Linked DNA regions of Homo sapiens: all the other regions are linked to region 3. Evidence: chromatin loops called from intact Hi-C (ENCODE). Cell type or tissue: natural killer cell. All regions are shown on one strand. Each heading gives the region's core, and the rest is flanking DNA. Links, peaks and the distances in the headings are about the cores only.

Region 1 (5,650 bases), core at 2,050-4,549, 350 kb after region 3:
CTGTAGATGTCAAAAATATGAGAAGTATTACCTTGTACTTGATATAAGTGGACCAAACAAAATTGTGCCCAAATAAAACTATTGATACCCAAGTTAACATTCTCCCCGACAATCCTCTGTTCTATTTTTGCATTTTTTCTTTTTTTTTGAGACAGAGTCTCGCTCTGTTGCCCAGGCTGGAGTGCAGTGGCGTGATCTCAGCTCACTGCAAGCTCCGCTTCCTGGGTTTGTGCCATTCTTCTGCCTCAGTCTCCTAAGTAGCTGGGACTACAGGCGCCCACCACCATGTCCGGCTAATTTTTTTGTATTTTTAGTAGAGATGGGGTTTCACTGTGTTAGCCAGGATGGTCTCGATCTCCTGACCTTGTGATCTGCCTGCCTCAGCCTCCCAAAGTGCTGGGATTACAGGCGTGAGCCACTGCGCCCAGCCTATTTTTGCATTTTTAAGTAAGAAGATTGAAGGAAAAAATTGCTAAGAATGTGGTGTTTACCATCCTGCATTGTGTTTTGCTAAAGAACTGTTACTGGGAGATTCTTACAGATCAAAAGATATGTTAATTACCTAAACATGACTAATTGGAATGTAGAGTATCACATGTTTATGCTGCAGAGTAAGGAACCTTGCTTGACTGATTCATTATTGTATACACAATCCCTGGTGTGGTGATTGGTACATAATAGGTACATACGTATTTGTTTACAGTGTATCTGTAACTATCAAATACTAAAACTCTTTTAAATATACGTGTCATTTGTTAAACAGTTAAAACAATTTTATTGCATATTTACCATATGCTAGGAGTTAGAGGGAATTACAAAGATGAGTTAGACGTGGTCTCTGACCTCATTAAAGTTAACTTTTACTTGCAGTAGTTCTCAGTCTAGCTGCATATTATAATTATTTGGGGAGCCTTAAAAAATATCAATGCCTGGCTTTTACCCCAGCATTTCTGATTTAACTGGTCTGGGGTGGGGCCCAAGCATTAAGAATTTTGTACAGCCCTCTCAGGTGGTTCTTGGGTACAGCCAGGGTTGAGAGCTTCTGGTACCAAAATCTGTCTTAGTCTACTCAGGCTGCCATAACAAAATCCCATAGACTGACTTGAGTGACCCACACAACATAGACTGGGTGGCTTAAAAAATGTACATTAATTTTTTTTACTATTCTGGAGGCTAGGAAGTTCAAGACCAAGATTCAAGGAGATCTGGTTGCTGACAAGGACTCTCTTCCTGACTTGCAGATGGCTGCCTTCTCCCTGTGTGTTTACATGGCAGTGAGCGGGGAGGGATGGGGGAAGAGGAGGTTGAGGGAGGAGGAGGAGAGAACGAGAAGGAGAGAGAGCCCTCTGCTTCTTATGAGGCCACTAATCCTATCGAATTAAGGCCTCACCTTTATGACCGCATTTGACCTTAATTACCTCCCAAAAGCACTGTCTCCACATACAGTCACATTGAGGGTTAGGGATTCAACATATGAATTTGGAGAATGGTAAACACAATTCAACTCATGCCAACCACTGATCTAGCAGGAGAAGATTGGATATATAGTGTGATGTGATGTGTTTAAGTCCAGGTGTGATTATAGCAACAGAACGAGTGCAGGCAAAATCTTGGGGTTAGAGGAAGGAGAAATCACTTTTTAGTGCTGGAGGTCAGGAAGAACTTTGGGATGGAGAAATGTTGAATTGAGTTTTAAATAAGTAAACTTTGATAACAAAAAATAAGAGGTTGAAGATGGAAAATAAAGACTGAGATTGAACTAGAGTTTGGCTTTACCTGTTACTTGCCGGGTAATGCTGCAAGATTGCTTTGAGCTTTCTGAGTCTTAATTTCTTTGTATCTGCTTCTAAATGAGATGATGTTTGTAAACCAGTTCCATCCACCACCCTTTTCTTCTTTCTGTAAATATTTATCGTGTTGCTTCTGTGTACTATATAACTATAAGCCGATTTTTCAGGTAAGAAGGGTAACATAACCACTAGGTTGGCAAAATGAAGGTTTACATTGTAGGAAATTTAAGTTGGAATTGAGCTGCTGGTGGGACTTAGAAACCACCAGTAGATAGTTGAAAATGTGGAAAGTTGGAGATGGAGATGAGCACTGAGAACTCAGTATCATAAACACTATCTTTAAAGGTGGAACCTTGTGGGATTGCCCCAGGAGGATTAAGTACAGATATTACCTTGGAAGTGTGTATAGTTCTAGTATTGTTACCATTGTTCAGGATATTTTTGAAACTCCTTTAAGATTTCCCTTTGGATTCTTCAGTACACTCGTCTTAATATCCTCATTTTGGCAAATCTTTGTTCTGAAAGTTAATTTGAATTTCAGCCAAGGTTTAACCAGAGACAGTCTGGTGAAGGTGATAGACGATCATCCTGGGAAATGCTGCCTCTTCCCTTGTCTCAGTTTGTTTTATGTTGCTATAAATGAATACCTTAGGATGAGTAATTTATAAAGAAAGAAGTGTATTTAGCTCACAGTTCTGCAAGCTATACAGGAAGCATGGCATCTGCTTGGCTTCTGATGAGAACATTTATGCTGTGTCAGAACATGGCAGAGAAGATCAAAGGGGAAGCGGGCATGTGTGAAGAGGGACCAAACGTGAGAGGTGTCCTGACTTTTACAACAATCCAGTCTCTTGGGAACTAGTCATTTTCTCTGAGAACCAGCCCACTCTGAAGAACTAGTCCACTCCAGCAAGAGCAGGAATTCATTACTGCTAGAAGGGCACAAAGCTGTTCATGAGACATCTGCCCTCGTGTCCCAAACACATCCCATTAGGGACCACCTCCTTACACTGCCACACTGGGGATCAGATTTCAACATGAGATTTGGTGGGGACAAACCATATCCAAACCATATTGCTCCCACCCCAAAAAAGTTATATTATGGAACTGGTTTTCATGTTTACTTCAGATTAGCTCTGAAGCCATACCAAGAAAGATGATGTGATTTGAGCAAAGGCTGAGTCTTTGAAATAAGTGAAAAACCCTTCAATATAAAAATAATTCTCCTATTCCATTATCAAAGTATTATATTTTCTTTATAGGAATTCTATGAAATATTGTAAGATAAAAGAAGAACCAGTAGTAACATGGTGGAGAGAGGCTTGAGGAACATTCATAGGATTGAGAATATTACACAATCTTCTAGATTTATATGAGGAAAAAAAGTAAATCAGGCAATGTATTGCTAAGAAGGCCACAGGTATGCTGTCATTTATTACTTTCTCAAATGTCTGCTCCTGTCCCATAACACTGCTGATTTTCTGCCGGATATCAGTGGGAAATTGTGCTTGTAGGCGCAAAGACAGTCTTGAAGTTTTACCAAATAAAGTAAATGTGAAACTTGTTCATTTAAGAAATTATGGCCACAATGGCGGTTGTAACACAGTTCTAAAATTGGCATGTCTTATTGCATAAGTTAATTTCCTGCTTTGGTATACTTTTAAATATGTTGTCCCTTTCTGGCCTCCTCTTGGTTAAAGCAGTGTGGGTGGAAGAGGAACTTTTCACACCTAGCAATCTGCAGAATCTGAGGTCCAAGAAATAGGTGCTATTGGGAAATGGGCACATCTAGTGTGAACAAGGTGGTTAATTAACAGTGAAAGCTGATAGGACAGAGAAGCTCAGATGAAGCATACTATTGTGGGATATGGGTGTTACTTGACCCAGAAGCTAAGCAGAAATAGGCACATCTACCTCACTGATGTACTTTCCGTATTTTGTAAGCGTTTGAGCTTATACAAAATTAGATTGTTAGTGGCTGACCTAATATTTGATGTTTATTCTCTTTGAATGTGTTTTTCAGCCAGCTGACAAATTGCTCCCCTTGCTTTTAAAAATATTTTTTTCCCGTGGTAGGAAGCAGAATCAGAATTCCCTTTGATTTTACTTTCTGATAAAAAATTGAGAACTGAATTTTCAAATTTTGCTGGTTCAAATGGTGCTTCTGAAACACAAACTTACTGTCTAAAGGTTGTTTCCCTGCTTCAGCATAACTGTGGAAGCTCATTTAGCCTTGTTTGCTTAAGTCTCCTAAGGCCCCCACTCCATGTGCATGGTGGTGTCATTGAAGGTTTAGAGCCTGGGTTACATGATCTTGGCATTGGCACTTTATTAGAAGCTTGGGTCATTTCACCTCTGTGAGCCTCCACTTCTTTATCTGCAAAATGAAATCAAAATACTTACCTGAGAGAACTGTTATGAAGACTGTATGTATTCATTGCCCTCATCTTCAGGTTTCACAGACAGGCAGGCTGGAGCATTGCGGGGAAGAAAACATCTCTCCTACTCTTGATTTCCCTTTTTGTTTTTGTTTTGTCAGTTCTAGTATGGCTTGAAGGAAAGAAGGTGAATTTTCCTATTTTAAGATGTCTCTTCGTCTACCCTTCCTCATTTTACTCTGTCGTTATAGCAAGAAGGTATGAACAAACTGGCAAGAGGAATATCTGGTCATGAGCATACATATCTTTGTGCTGTTGAGAAAAACTGGAGTCTGCCTAGATTCCTGGTGTGAAGCACTTAGTGAGAACTAACAATTGAGAACGCTGGTCTCATTGTATTGTATATCATGCCTTCTTCCCGGGGCTCTGCCTTTTGAGACTCTTCATAGCTAGTAAAGAAGAGGGACCAGTCGGACGTGGCAGCTCACTCCTGTAATCCCAGCATTGGGGAGGCTGAAGTGGGTGGATCGCTTGAGTCCAGGAGTTTGAGACCAGCCTGGGAAACATAGTGAGATCCCATCTCTATAAAGTACACATAAAAAAATTAGCTTGATGTGGTGGTGTGTGCCTGTGTTTCCAACTACTTGGGAGGCTGAGATAGGAGGATCACTTAAACCTGGGAGGTAGAAGCTGCAGTGAGCTGTGATCACGCCATTGCGCCCTATCCTGGGTGACAGAATAGTATTCTGTCTCAAAAAACAAAAACCAAAACCAAAAAACCCCCCAAAAAACTCCCCCCAAAAAGCTAAACAAACAAAGAAGAGGGATCCAAATATAGAAACTATTGCTAATGAGAACACTGTTGCAAGTTTATTACAAGCATTTTTCATGTTTTTCCTACAGAGTAAACAGTAGCACCAAACTGTCTTCAGGAGCAAGTAAGTGTTAACTAGTAAATTTTTTAAAAAATGGCATTACCTAAGTAAGTATCAAATTAGTTAAATTAGAATGTTTTCATTATTGAAAGGGCATAACTTGCCCTTCATATATCACATTCTTTGCTATTAAAGACTCTGTAATATTCTTATTTGCTTCACTGTTGTCTTTGTGGATTCATAGCAAGTGCTGTTGTCAGTAGCCTTATAATCTAGCACTGCCATATTGCAAGAACACATGAGCCCCAAAGCAAAATATGAGCTAACAAATTCAGCCAGTGAAAAAGGTGAAAATTGACTTCCAGGTGATGATAGAATGTTGAGAAGTTAGAGCTTTGGAAATTTTCCCTGATGGTGTTATCCTGATTCTTTAATTCAGTATAAATTTATGTGACTATACAGTAGCAAACTTTCAAAATTTAATTTTTAGTTTTGCAACCTCTGTACAAATGTATAACATATATACACCAGATTGAGATTAAGAGAATCACTTTGTAATATTGTGAATCAAAATTGCCATTTCTATAATATTTGTAATGTTGAAGAT
Region 2 (5,650 bases), core at 2,050-4,549, 64 kb before region 3:
AACGGGAATAAGGGAACACTTTTTTCCTGTGCTGTGAGGCATCAGTCTGTAGGACACAGTTTAAACAGAGGAGACTCCAGGCCCATAACATATGTAAATGCCTGTGCCAAGGGAGTAAGACCTGATGGAAAACTTTCCTGGAGTGTGGGGCTGCCCCAGCATGGGTCCAAAGGAGGCATTTCCCTACAAGTTTGCTAACTTGGGAAAACTCCCAGCTAAGGGAACCCAAATCAAGTTTGTCTCTTCTGGAATGATACTGGTTTGCGTTCTGTTCAGAGGCCTGCCACCCCAAATTATTGAGATCGTGGAGGGCATTCGATGGCCTGTTTTATCGTGTAGGCTCCATATTAATAACAAGAGGAAGGTGGGTGTGTCCTAGCATCCAAACAAATTATCATTTGTTATTAAATTAGCTAATATTAAAATAAAATTTTAATAAGAATAAATTACTATTATATTATTACTAGTGCTTATTACTATTAAAGCTGCTTTTTATTCTTATTTATTTTTTCTTATACATGTTTTTCAAGTTTCTATGTAATGCTTACATAATAAAATGAAATATTAATGCAAGTTACTTATAAGACATTTAGAAAATGCAGGCAAGTAAAAGGAAGAACATTGAAATTATTTGGAATCCTGCTGCTTGGAGATAAGCATGGCAAACATTTTAGGATCAGATCTTCCAGATCAGGGAGGATTCCTTAAATTCTTTAAACAAAAATGGTCTTATGCTCCACGTACTATAGTCACCCTGTTCTTTTGCTTATAAAAAAATACTGTGAGCATTTTCTTATACTAATAATGTTCTTCATATGTAACATATCAAAAACTGCATATCTAAGGCTTTTCATGCATATTAACTAGTTAGAAAAGTTGAATGTGTCCACACTCTGATCAGTGGTGTAATCCAGTGCCCAGTCCCTCCCTCACTCTCATGTCAGCCTTCCCAACATCAGCAACTATAATAATTGGAAAATCTTGGTCAGTAATGGTATCTAATTATTGTTTTAACTGGTATTTTGTTAATGACTAATAAGATTGGTCATTTTTCCCCAAAAGGTTTATTGAGCAATTGCCTTTGCCAGGATTGCTTCAAGATTCTATAGCAGTAGAGTAGTGAGAGTGGCATCTATGTGGTGGAATGAGTTTTTATATGTAAATGTTTAATATTCAAGTTGTACTATCTCTAAGCTCAGTCTCTTTTAACACATGTATACTCACTAAATCTGCCTTCTTATTCATTAACACATTTACTGATGGTCTACTCTATGGCAAGCCTTGTTCTGGGTGCTGGTAATATAACCAAACAAAATTGACAAAGTGTCTGGTGCATACATTCTAACGGGGAGAGACAAACAACAACAAAGAAAGAAAGAAAAAACAAGGTGAGATATTGCTGTAGTGGAACACAGAACAGAGTATGGGGGTTACAGAGTGTCGGAGTGGGAAGGAGGTGCTGTATATTACTGGGGGATCAAGGAAGACCTCTCTGATGAGATGATATTTGGGCAGAGACCCAGATGAAGCAAAGAATGAGTGGACCATGCAGATGTCTGGAGAAGACCATTCCAGATAGAAGGACCAGAAAGTGCAAAGTCCCTGAGGCAGTAAAGTAGTTGTTTTGATGGGGGAGTGGCTAGAGCAAAATGAGAGGTCTTAGAGACAACAATGCAAGATGAGATCAGAGAAATTGAGGGGTAGTGGAGGGCTGTTCACATAGAATCTTGTAGGCCGTATCCAGGGAGGACTTCAGATGTATTCTGAAGGAGCCCAGAGAGGAGACAAGGAGACCAGTAGGAAGCTACTGCAATGGTCCAGAGAGCAGTCAATAGTGTACATAGATATAAGCCATTTCTCCTTTATAAGCCTGCCCTTCTCTGTCAAGCTGAAGCCATTGCCCACCTCTGGTGCCACCCAATCCCTCTCCTCCTGTGGCCAGATCATGGGTAGATATGAAAGAGGTGGAGTGGGTGCCTCCTATGAGGTCTGTTGGGTGCTAAGAGTCAGTGTGACAGATAACCAAAATATCTAAGAGTGACAAGGCAGGATTAGTGGGTGTCACCCTCAGAAGTCAATTTGACAATCTTGGTCTAGCACTTATGGGTCGAGAAGAACATGCTGGTAATACTAAAGAAAAAGCAAAACAGAGGCACCATAGACTTCAGTAAGAAGCCTAAAAAAGAAGTGGCAGACACAAACATGTAGTGTGTACCAAATCACTTCATATTTAATCTCTGTGATGAAGTACCTGGAAATCTGTAAATGACAGCAAGAAGCAGCTTGACAGGCTGCTGTGTGTTCTACTTGGCAGTTACAAACTAAGTGGAAGGTTTTCTCAAATCTGAGATGTCACTTTTGAATACAAAAGTAAGCAAAGCGGGTTCAAAGTCCAAAGTCCAGGCCTCTATCTTATCCATAAACCAAATCAAAGAGCTATTAAACAAGAAGGGCAGAGAGAATAAATGGCACCATTTATTTAGCACTTTATTGTTCTAGAGTGTAAACTTCATGAGGCTAATGATATTTTACTCACTCCTATGCCCCCAATTTGGGAAACTGTGTGTGCAACACAGTAGGTACTCAATGAACAGTCTTTATATGGATGAATTTTAAATTCCTTTGGGTTATATGTATATTCTTGTAAGCCTAGTGAGGATGAGATTACATTTTATTTCTTCCCATCTTTTTCTCCTCTCCTTATTTCTCTTCCATGTTACTGTAACAGATGCCATCAGCGACCTGCCCGTATCGCCTTGCCCCACCGAGAAGTCAGGCCACAGACAGTTCCTGTATATAGCAGTGCTTCTTTTGGCTTCTGTCTGTAGGTGTTTTCTCACCACAGAAGAGTGCTCAGCCCTCTGGAAGTTCTCTAAAGAGTTAGATCTCCCAGGGGTGATCATCTATCAATGAAGGATGGGAATTGGTAAACAACTATTCCAGATTCCTTGCTTCTCAGTGGAATAATTCTGAGGTGCATTCTACAGTTTCTCAGAAGGAATCGAGCCCTAGTTATTTGCAATGGTTTCTCACTCATTAATGCATCTTTATGGCTTTACTACTTTCCGTATCTGAGGTCATCACTTTATCACTATTTCCTGGGACCACTTCCTAAATAAACTATATACACCCAAATCCTTATATCAGGGGCTGCTTTGGGGGAAACCAAACTAAGACAATTACCTACAATGCTTAGAAAAGCTGTCCATAGGCGGTTCTTGTGATGATTGAGGGAGATAATGCAAATCAAACATTTAGCACAGTGCTCAGGGAGTAAATGCTCAGCTCTCAGCCACCATTGCTGCTGTTGGGGGTGCCCATTAAGTATTTATGCATGATTAATTTTGGGGGAGGAATTTTGAGGAGGAATCAAAACAAAGACCAATGGGTAACCACAATAACAACAATAATGGTGGCAATTTATGAGGAAAGACAGAGGCAAAGATCGATGACAAAGCTAGGAAAAATGGTGTCTATACTAGGTGTTAATCTGAGTGGCACCAATAGCATAAGAAGGAAGACTTCACCCTGGGCACCAATGAGTAGAGCTTCCTGTATTTTCAACAGAATTGATGAAAGCCTCATAGCTAGCTAGAGTATAAAGATATTTACATTCAAATGGCAAGGGCTCTATTAATACAATCCTGGAGAGAAGGGTCAAAAATTTGACTCCCTTTGAAGGAACAGAAAGATTCCATAGGTCTCATTAAAGTGGAGCAAGGTGGTCCAGTCTCAGGTAAGTGTAGATGGAGAACAGGAAAGCAAAGGGAGCTAGAATGCTGAGGTTGAGAAAATCAGAAAAAGGTGAACTGCAGAGCTCTGCACCCAGAAAGAAGCATTTAAATCTTTGCCTTTTTGATATTGTATATTAAATGCTGTGTGAGTGACACTTGTGCTAACTGTATCTGAAAGAGGTCAGAGCTCATAGGGGAATTTTGCCATTAACTCTAAGCAGTGGCAGACCATTGGGATTATACTATAATGTCAACAAAGGTAAATGGTGCTAGTAATTTTTTTCAGGACTGAGGCTTGTGCCTGACAGTGTTTGATTCTGTAGAATGCTCAAAATTGGAAGTCTCTTTGAGGCACAGATAGTGTCCTATTCACTTTTAGATTTCCAGTGTCTCTCATTGTGCCTAGCATGGAGTAGGTGGTCAGTAAACATACGTAGAAGAAGGGAAAAGAAAAACAAAATCAGTGACATCGAGGTAGGAATGGAGAGAGAAGAAGAAATTAGTAAGTCCTCAATAAATGCCATAGTCTATCGCTTCTCGGTCTTTTGGCTAAGATCAAGTGTAATGCCACAGTCTGGGTTGGGTGAGCAGGTACCAGTGGTACCAGGTTGGCTGCTTTTTCCTCCACTCTGCTGGTTGGGGCAAAAATAGACCAGAGGTTCTCACTGATGTGGTTTCTTGTTAAACCACCACTATGATATACAGCTCATCCTGACCTGGTGAAGTTATGTCTTCTCACCTACTTTTTATGAAAGATGGGATTCCACAATTGGAGAGAGGATGTGAAGTAGGACAGGAAAGGAAATGTACATACTCTTGTCCATATGGAAAGGAGGCCTATGGCCAAATTAATCAATAAAACATTTAGGTGTGGAGCCCAGGCTCGAAGGGGCATCCGGAAAACAGGACTATGTGAGAGTTTGGATTCATTCTGACTCCTACGAGGAGACATTCTCCTACTCACTTTGGTCCCTTGGATTCCAAGTGTGTCTTACGGGTAATTACAGCTCATAAAGTGAGTCTCTTGTTTTATCAGTGAGATACTGTTGGTGAAAGTGCAGATACCTAACATGTTAATAAAGTTACCATCACATTTTATTTCTTGAATTTAACTCAATGCCTGAAGCCCATATGAGTTATACTTTGATTCCTGTCATGACCAATCACCTTATGATATTTGACCAAAAGCATGTATATTTTCCCCCATTTTGTTAGTTTTATTTATTTACTTTTTATTTCAATAGTTTTTTGGGGTACAGGTGGTTTTTGGTTACATGGATAAGTTCTTTAGTGGTGATTTCTGAGATTTTAGTGCACCTGTCACCTGAGCACTGTACACTGTACCCAATATATCATCCAAAAGCACAATATATCTCTTGATTGGTGTCCCATCTGAACCAGTGAGCAGAAGGAGAAGAGTGGTTCCTGGACTTTCTTGATGTCTACAAAAGTTCATGAGCAAAAACAGAAACAAAAACCCAGTGATGTCAAGCTCATGTTCTCCCAGTATCAAGGGTGTGGGCTGTGGTGATCACTTCTTCTCTGGGCTTCAGTGTCTTCCTCTTGAAATGAGGTGCTTAGATTATGTAATGTTTGAGGTTCCATCTCAATCTGTTATTCTATGATTCCGATTATATACCAAAATTAGGAGAAAAGTTAGGTGTCAGGTGCTATGGGAGATTGCATTGTTAAGGCTTTTGCCCCAGCTACCTTGCAGAGGAGAGGTTTCAGAAAGTTTTGCATTGTGTCTTTCTGAATCATTCTACTTTTAGTACCTGTGGTAACTGAGTAATTCAATGATTTGTCAATTAACTTTGCTTATGCCCCTTCAGCTGTAAAATCATTTTAATTTCTTTTTAAATTTTGTGTTCATAGGATCAAGAACAATACATTTAGAAAGGCTTACTTACTCTAAG
Region 3 (5,650 bases), core at 1,754-4,253:
CCTGTCTTTGAAGGGGCCAACTGCTGACTTGTTTTTTCTGACTCTTTATTACGTATATCCACAATCAAATTAATTCTTGTTCTGTTACAGGAATAAGGTAGAGTGCAGAAGTCCATATAATAGAGCCATGTTATAGAAATTAGAATACATGGTAGTGCCAAGAATGCATGCCCCTGGATACAATGTAACACAAAGTGAAGAATAATGACTTAGGGGTCTGAAGGCTCTGGTTTTGGTCCCTGCTTTGCCAAAAACTTCAATGACTTGCTTAACTTCTTTGAGTCTTTTTCCTTGGTTGTGACAAGATTATCCTTTTGAAGAAACAGTATCAAGAAAATCATGTTCGGGGTAGAAAAAAATTACAGTTAGGTGGTGCATGTATGTGACTGAAAATAAACAATCAAGTAATGAGTATTAATTTGCTTATAAGTCAGTTTTTAATGACGAATTTCTGATGCTTTGTTAGAGAGCCTGGAAATTCAAATACAAGTATTTCCCCTTCCTTCTAAAGGAGCCCATAGATGCAAACTCTGAAGGCTTATTTGATGCATAAGAAAATGTCTCTTATTTTCATAAGTTGTCCTAATTTATCTCCCTTTTTCTTCCTTTTCCGGGTAAAATAATATTTGCCAACTCTATTTTAGGGTTGGATAGGATTTATTTGCCTCATTATCTATATAACGTCTGATTAAATCATTTTGAGTCAAATTAAAACATTTTCTCAATGTGCTATCAAAGAAATTCTAAACATTACACATCAAGAGCTTACAGGAAATCACCATCTTTATGTTAGAAAAGAAACAGGAAGCACTGCTTATCTCTGGCACCTCAAGATTTCTGAAGGACTTACCTACTCTGCAGAGTTTCTACTGAGGCACCAAAATCATCAACTCATTTGTGGCACTTTCTAAGACTTAACCTAGTTCTTCACAATATCTCCGGCTTGGGAAGAATTTGCCCAAGAAAACATTTCTATTACAAAAGTTCAAACGCCAGGAAAAATGGGTAGATAGTAAAGCAATTTAACATCAAATAATAATAATTTGGTAGTGTTTTAAAATATTGCTTAATATGAATGGAAGGATCTGATACTGTGTATACAATAGGACCTCAATTGCTCACTGTAGGTGGTGGGTGCAGAACATAGTTTTACGTGCTTCTTTCTGCTTATCTCTGTTATCCATATTATATACAATAAACATGTATAACTTTTTAGATCAGAATAAGTTATAGAAAGTATTATTGAAAAGTATACTAAATTAAACCATAGGCCTTTGCAGACATTTCACATTGAGAATTATAGACTTGAAAAGAGGGCATCCCAAAGGACATGAGTCTAAACACTATAACTAAATAGAGGAATAAACCAAGTCCCAGAGAGGTAAAATGACTTGCTCATGTCTGGAAGTAAAGGTGGGTGGGGAGGTGGGGGAAGCCTGAATTAGAATCTCAAGTCAGAACTCTTTGAGTGTTATCCATATAGTTTCAATGACAGACATCCTTTAACATATGTGTGATATGCAGATAATTTAGTTGTCCAGATAAAAACTACTCTGAGATCTTCTCTAGGAGTTCACTGGGAGGAAACTGAAAATTTTCTTAAAAGCATGATCAAATGTCTAGTCCCACTTGACTTGAATAATATGCCCAAATGTAAGATAACAAACTTTGTCATTCCTGGCAACAACTAACCTCAAACACATCACACTGATTGGGCTGCTCTACAAGGTGGGCTTGAAGCCCAATATTTGCCCTCTCCTATAATGACCTAAACAAATCACCAGGTATCAAAAAAAAGGCTAAGCCCAGAGATAAAGGAGAAGTGCAGTGAGTAGACCCCTCCATGTAAAGGAAAAGAAAAATCATATTTTGACACTGCCAACAGGAGCCCCAGGTGAAATACTCTGCTCTCTGTATCCATAGGTTCTGCATCTGTGGATTCAATCAATGGCAAATGGAAAATATTTTTTTAAAAATGGATGGTTGTAGCTGTACTGAACTATGTACAGACTTTTTTTCTTGTCAATATTCTCTAAGCAATACACTATAACAACTATTTACATAGAATTTACATTGTATTAGGCATTATAAGTAATCTAGAGATGATTTAAAGTATGTGGGAGGATGTCCGTAGGTTATATGCAAACACTACATTATTTTATATCAGGAAATTGAGCATCCATGGATTTTGGTATCTGCGGGGGTCTTAGAACCAATCTCCATGAATAATGTACAATAACCATTTGAGAGAGGTTTTTTAAAAAATCCATTTTATAGATGAGTAACTGAGATTGAGAAGCTAGTCTATTTGTACAAGCTCATAGCTAGTAAATATGAATGCAGGTTATCTACCACCCAGACTATTGTTTTTCCCAATTTTTTCTACAGCTATGAATCCCTAGTTATAAGTTAACATAATACCCATTGCATAAAATAGATATAATAGAATGTGAAATAGGAAGTGTTGGATCAAATGGAAGGATACAGATGATTATCACAGACTATCAGACAGGAGGCTTAAAGTAGTCAATAATCAGATAGAGTCCGGGCGCAGTGGCTCACGCCTGTAATCCCAGCACTTTGGGAGGCAGAGCCTGGTGGATCACCTGAGGTCAGGAGTTGAGACCAGCCTGGCCAACATGGTGAAAACCTGCACTAAAATACAAAAATTCGCAGGGCGTGGTGATGGGCGCCTGTAATCCCAGATACTTGGGAGGCTGAGGCAGGAGAATTGCTTGAACCTGGGAGGTGGAGGTTGCAGTGAGCTGAGGTCATGCCACTGCACTCCAGGCTAGGTGACATGGCAAGACTCTGTCTCAAAAAAAAAAAAAAAATCAGAGACAGAGCTGGGATGCATGCCCTACCAAGGTCCCCTTTACTGGGCTATGGCATTCCTCTCCCAGCTGCTATGAGTATTGACTCTGACTGGCTCACAGCTGCTTTTTTATCTAGAGAATTGCCCTCAGCTGGGGACCAATGGGAACTAATGCAAACTGCCTCATCTAGGAGGCAACCCACAGACCACAGTTAACTCATATGGAGGTGTCAAAGGCAGACCGCTTGCCTCAAGGTGAGACACACTATGTGGTACAGTTCATATTCCACAGCTCCCCATGGCATCTGATTGAGGCCTGTCCCCAGCTGAGACCACATCTTTGCTTAGCTTCTTCCTTCTGCCCCATTTTGCTTCCCCCGTTCCCTTTCACCTGAGTGTGCTCCTTCAGTCAATCACTTAAATGAGAATTAGAGTTGCAGATTAAAGAAAAACAAATAAACACATGCAAGACACTCATTTAAATTTGAATTTCAGATACATAAAAAATAATATTTTAATATAAATGTGTCCTATGCAATATTAGGGACATACTCATACTAAATCCTTCAGTGTTTAATCAGAAATTCCAGTTTAATTGGGATATTATATCTTATCTGGCAACCCTAGTAGGAATTTATATCTCAGACTCTGCTTCTAGGGAATCCAACCCACAACAATGTCTCATTCAGATTAAATATATGAAAGGAACTACTTGTGGGAAATTGGATGGATTGTATAGAAGGATTTTTATTGGAAATAGCTATGGAGTTCCAACCACCTTTCCCCAAAGTGGAAGAGTGTGCTGTGCTATCTTCTGATCCTGAGCTAGAGAGAGGGGCTGTCACTGGATCACTCAAAGTGCTTCATATCTATCCTAGCAGCTGGGGCCACGGTGGAACAATTTACCTGGGAGTTCTAACACAGCTTGAGGCAAGAGGGTTTAGGGTACAGTGGGGAAAAATTGCATTCTCCCTGATGGCAGTTAAGGAGTGTGAATTTCAGAGACTAGATGAGGAATTCATGGGAGGAATGGGACCTGGAGTCATTTTTAAAGCGATTATTTCCTAGAGGATGACCTGTTAGGGAAGGGGACCCCAATAGTTTACAAACCTGACTGAGGGGGTTTCAGGAGTAGTCAGTCAAAGGAAAAGTACAGCCTAGGGCAAGGGTTAAAAATTTTTTCTGTAAAGGCTCAGAGAATAAATATTTTAATCTCTGTAGGCCACAGAGTCTCTGTTGCAATTATTCAGCTCAGTCATCGTCACACAAAAGCAAGCATAGACAGTATGTCAGAGGATGGGCATGGCTATGTTCCAATGAAACTTTATTTATAAAAACAGGCACTAGGTGGGATTTGGTCGGCCTGCAATAGTATGCCAAATCCTGACCCTGGACCAAGTAGAGTCAATTAGAGGGGATCAGCAGGGGAAACTACAAAGAAGCTGTGAATTTGCCTAGGAGCAAGTTTTCTTTAAATGTCTAACCATTTTATGTTCATATCAGTCAAGCAAAATTATTTCTGCTCACCTTTCATTTCTTTTCTCCCCAGACTCCAGCTTTGGAAGAGTCAGACACTGAGATTAGTAAAGCAAGGAAGAGTGAGCAAAGAAGACTAAGTTAAATTTGGAGTTTTGTTAAAGGGATTAGATAATTCTAACTATTTTAAATTATTTTTAAAATTATTAAATTATTAAAATTATTTTTAATTATTTTTAAAATTATTAAATTATTAAAATTACTTAATAATTTTTAATTATTTTAATTATTGAAATGAGGTTGTAATATAAGGTAACTGCAGAATTTTCTATTAATTGTGTGACCAGAAAAGGCACAATATTCAGTCAGTTTTTATCTAGTCACTGGGAAAGAATGTCCTCCCCAGAATAAATTTTAAAGGGACAGCAAGAGACAAAAATAAAAATGAGGCTGGTCACAGTGGCTCACACCTGTAATCCTAGCACTTTAGGAGGCTGAGGTGGGCAGATCACCTGAGGTCAGGAGTTCCGAGACCAGCCTGGCCAACATGGTGAAACCCTGTCTCTACTAAAAATACAAAAATTAGCCGGGCATGGTGGCAGGTGCCTGTACTCTCAGCTATTCGGGAGGCTGAGGCAGAAGAATCGCTCAAAACTGGGAGGTAGAGGTTGTAGTGAGCCAAGAGCGCACCACTACACTCCAGGCTGGGTGACAGTAGAGAAACCCTGTCTCAAATAAATAAATACATAAATAAAAATAAAATAAAGGTGCTTTCTTATTACATTTAATTTGTCCTGCTTGTCTGAGGTACTTCTTACATTTATATTTGTAGGTCCTTGCCCAGAATTGAACCTAAAAATATTCCCAATATTGAGAAGTTTCCAAAGCAGGCACACAAAGTGGTTCTTGAGGGAAAAGGTTGGTTTTGAATTCCAGTGAGGCCTGGAGAACACAAAGCTATGCGAATCGCAGGTGAGTCAAAGCATTCCTGTCCCCTTAAGTCTTCACCCTCCTCTCTGTTCCCATGAGGAGTTGGACAGGGGAGGACGCCAGGAGCAAGAACGAGTGTGAGGGGCACTTGGAGAGTGAGAAGAGGGGAAGAGGCTGACCACACTCATTTCCCTGAAGGCAGTAGTGGGCTGGTGGGTGGGGTTAGAAACCTCATCTTTGTTCAAATGTGACTTGATAGTCCACACTTTAATCTCTCAATTAAAACTGTTTGTGACTTACGATGACTATAGGACTTTCCAGTATGTAAGAATTAACAGAAAAGTCATGTGACTGCCTTACTTTGCATCCAGAGGCGGAAAAAGGCTATTCTCCTGGAACAAGACTGAGAGACGAAAGCAAAGTTGTCTC

What was found. A loop is a pair of places that touch in the nucleus more often than their neighbours do. Peaks named below come from ENCODE experiments on the same cell type or tissue, not always from the same donor. Only the 100,000 strongest peaks of a DNase experiment are listed, where the experiment ranks them.
Region 1: it touches region 3 in a loop (2.9-fold over the local background); 1 of 110 quality-filtered maps calls a loop at or near these places.
Region 2: it touches region 3 in a loop (2.6-fold over the local background); 1 of 110 quality-filtered maps calls a loop at or near these places.

What each region holds. Positions count from the first base shown.
Region 1 is chr3:28,248,660-28,254,309 of GRCh38, forward strand. All of the region lies in intron 1 of CMC1 (C-X9-C motif containing 1), which reads left to right. Among named protein-coding and RNA genes, the nearest start is that of CMC1, 9.9 kb to the left of the region's middle. In natural killer cell, for the core only: no CTCF peak of the experiment used is centred there; DNase peaks (open chromatin) are centred at 2,552 and 3,572; H3K27ac peaks cover 1,965 bases.
Region 2 is chr3:27,839,000-27,844,649 of GRCh38, forward strand. The region is part of intron 3 of LINC01980 (long intergenic non-protein coding RNA 1980); the gene reads left to right. Among named protein-coding and RNA genes, the nearest start is that of LINC01981, 7.7 kb to the left of the region's middle. In natural killer cell, for the core only: no CTCF peak of the experiment used is centred there; no DNase peak of the experiment used is centred there; H3K27ac peaks cover 200 bases.
Region 3 is chr3:27,902,825-27,908,474 of GRCh38, forward strand. No RefSeq gene overlaps it. Among named protein-coding and RNA genes, the nearest start is that of LINC01981, 72 kb to the left of the region's middle. In natural killer cell, for the core only: no CTCF peak of the experiment used is centred there; a DNase peak (open chromatin) is centred at 3,037.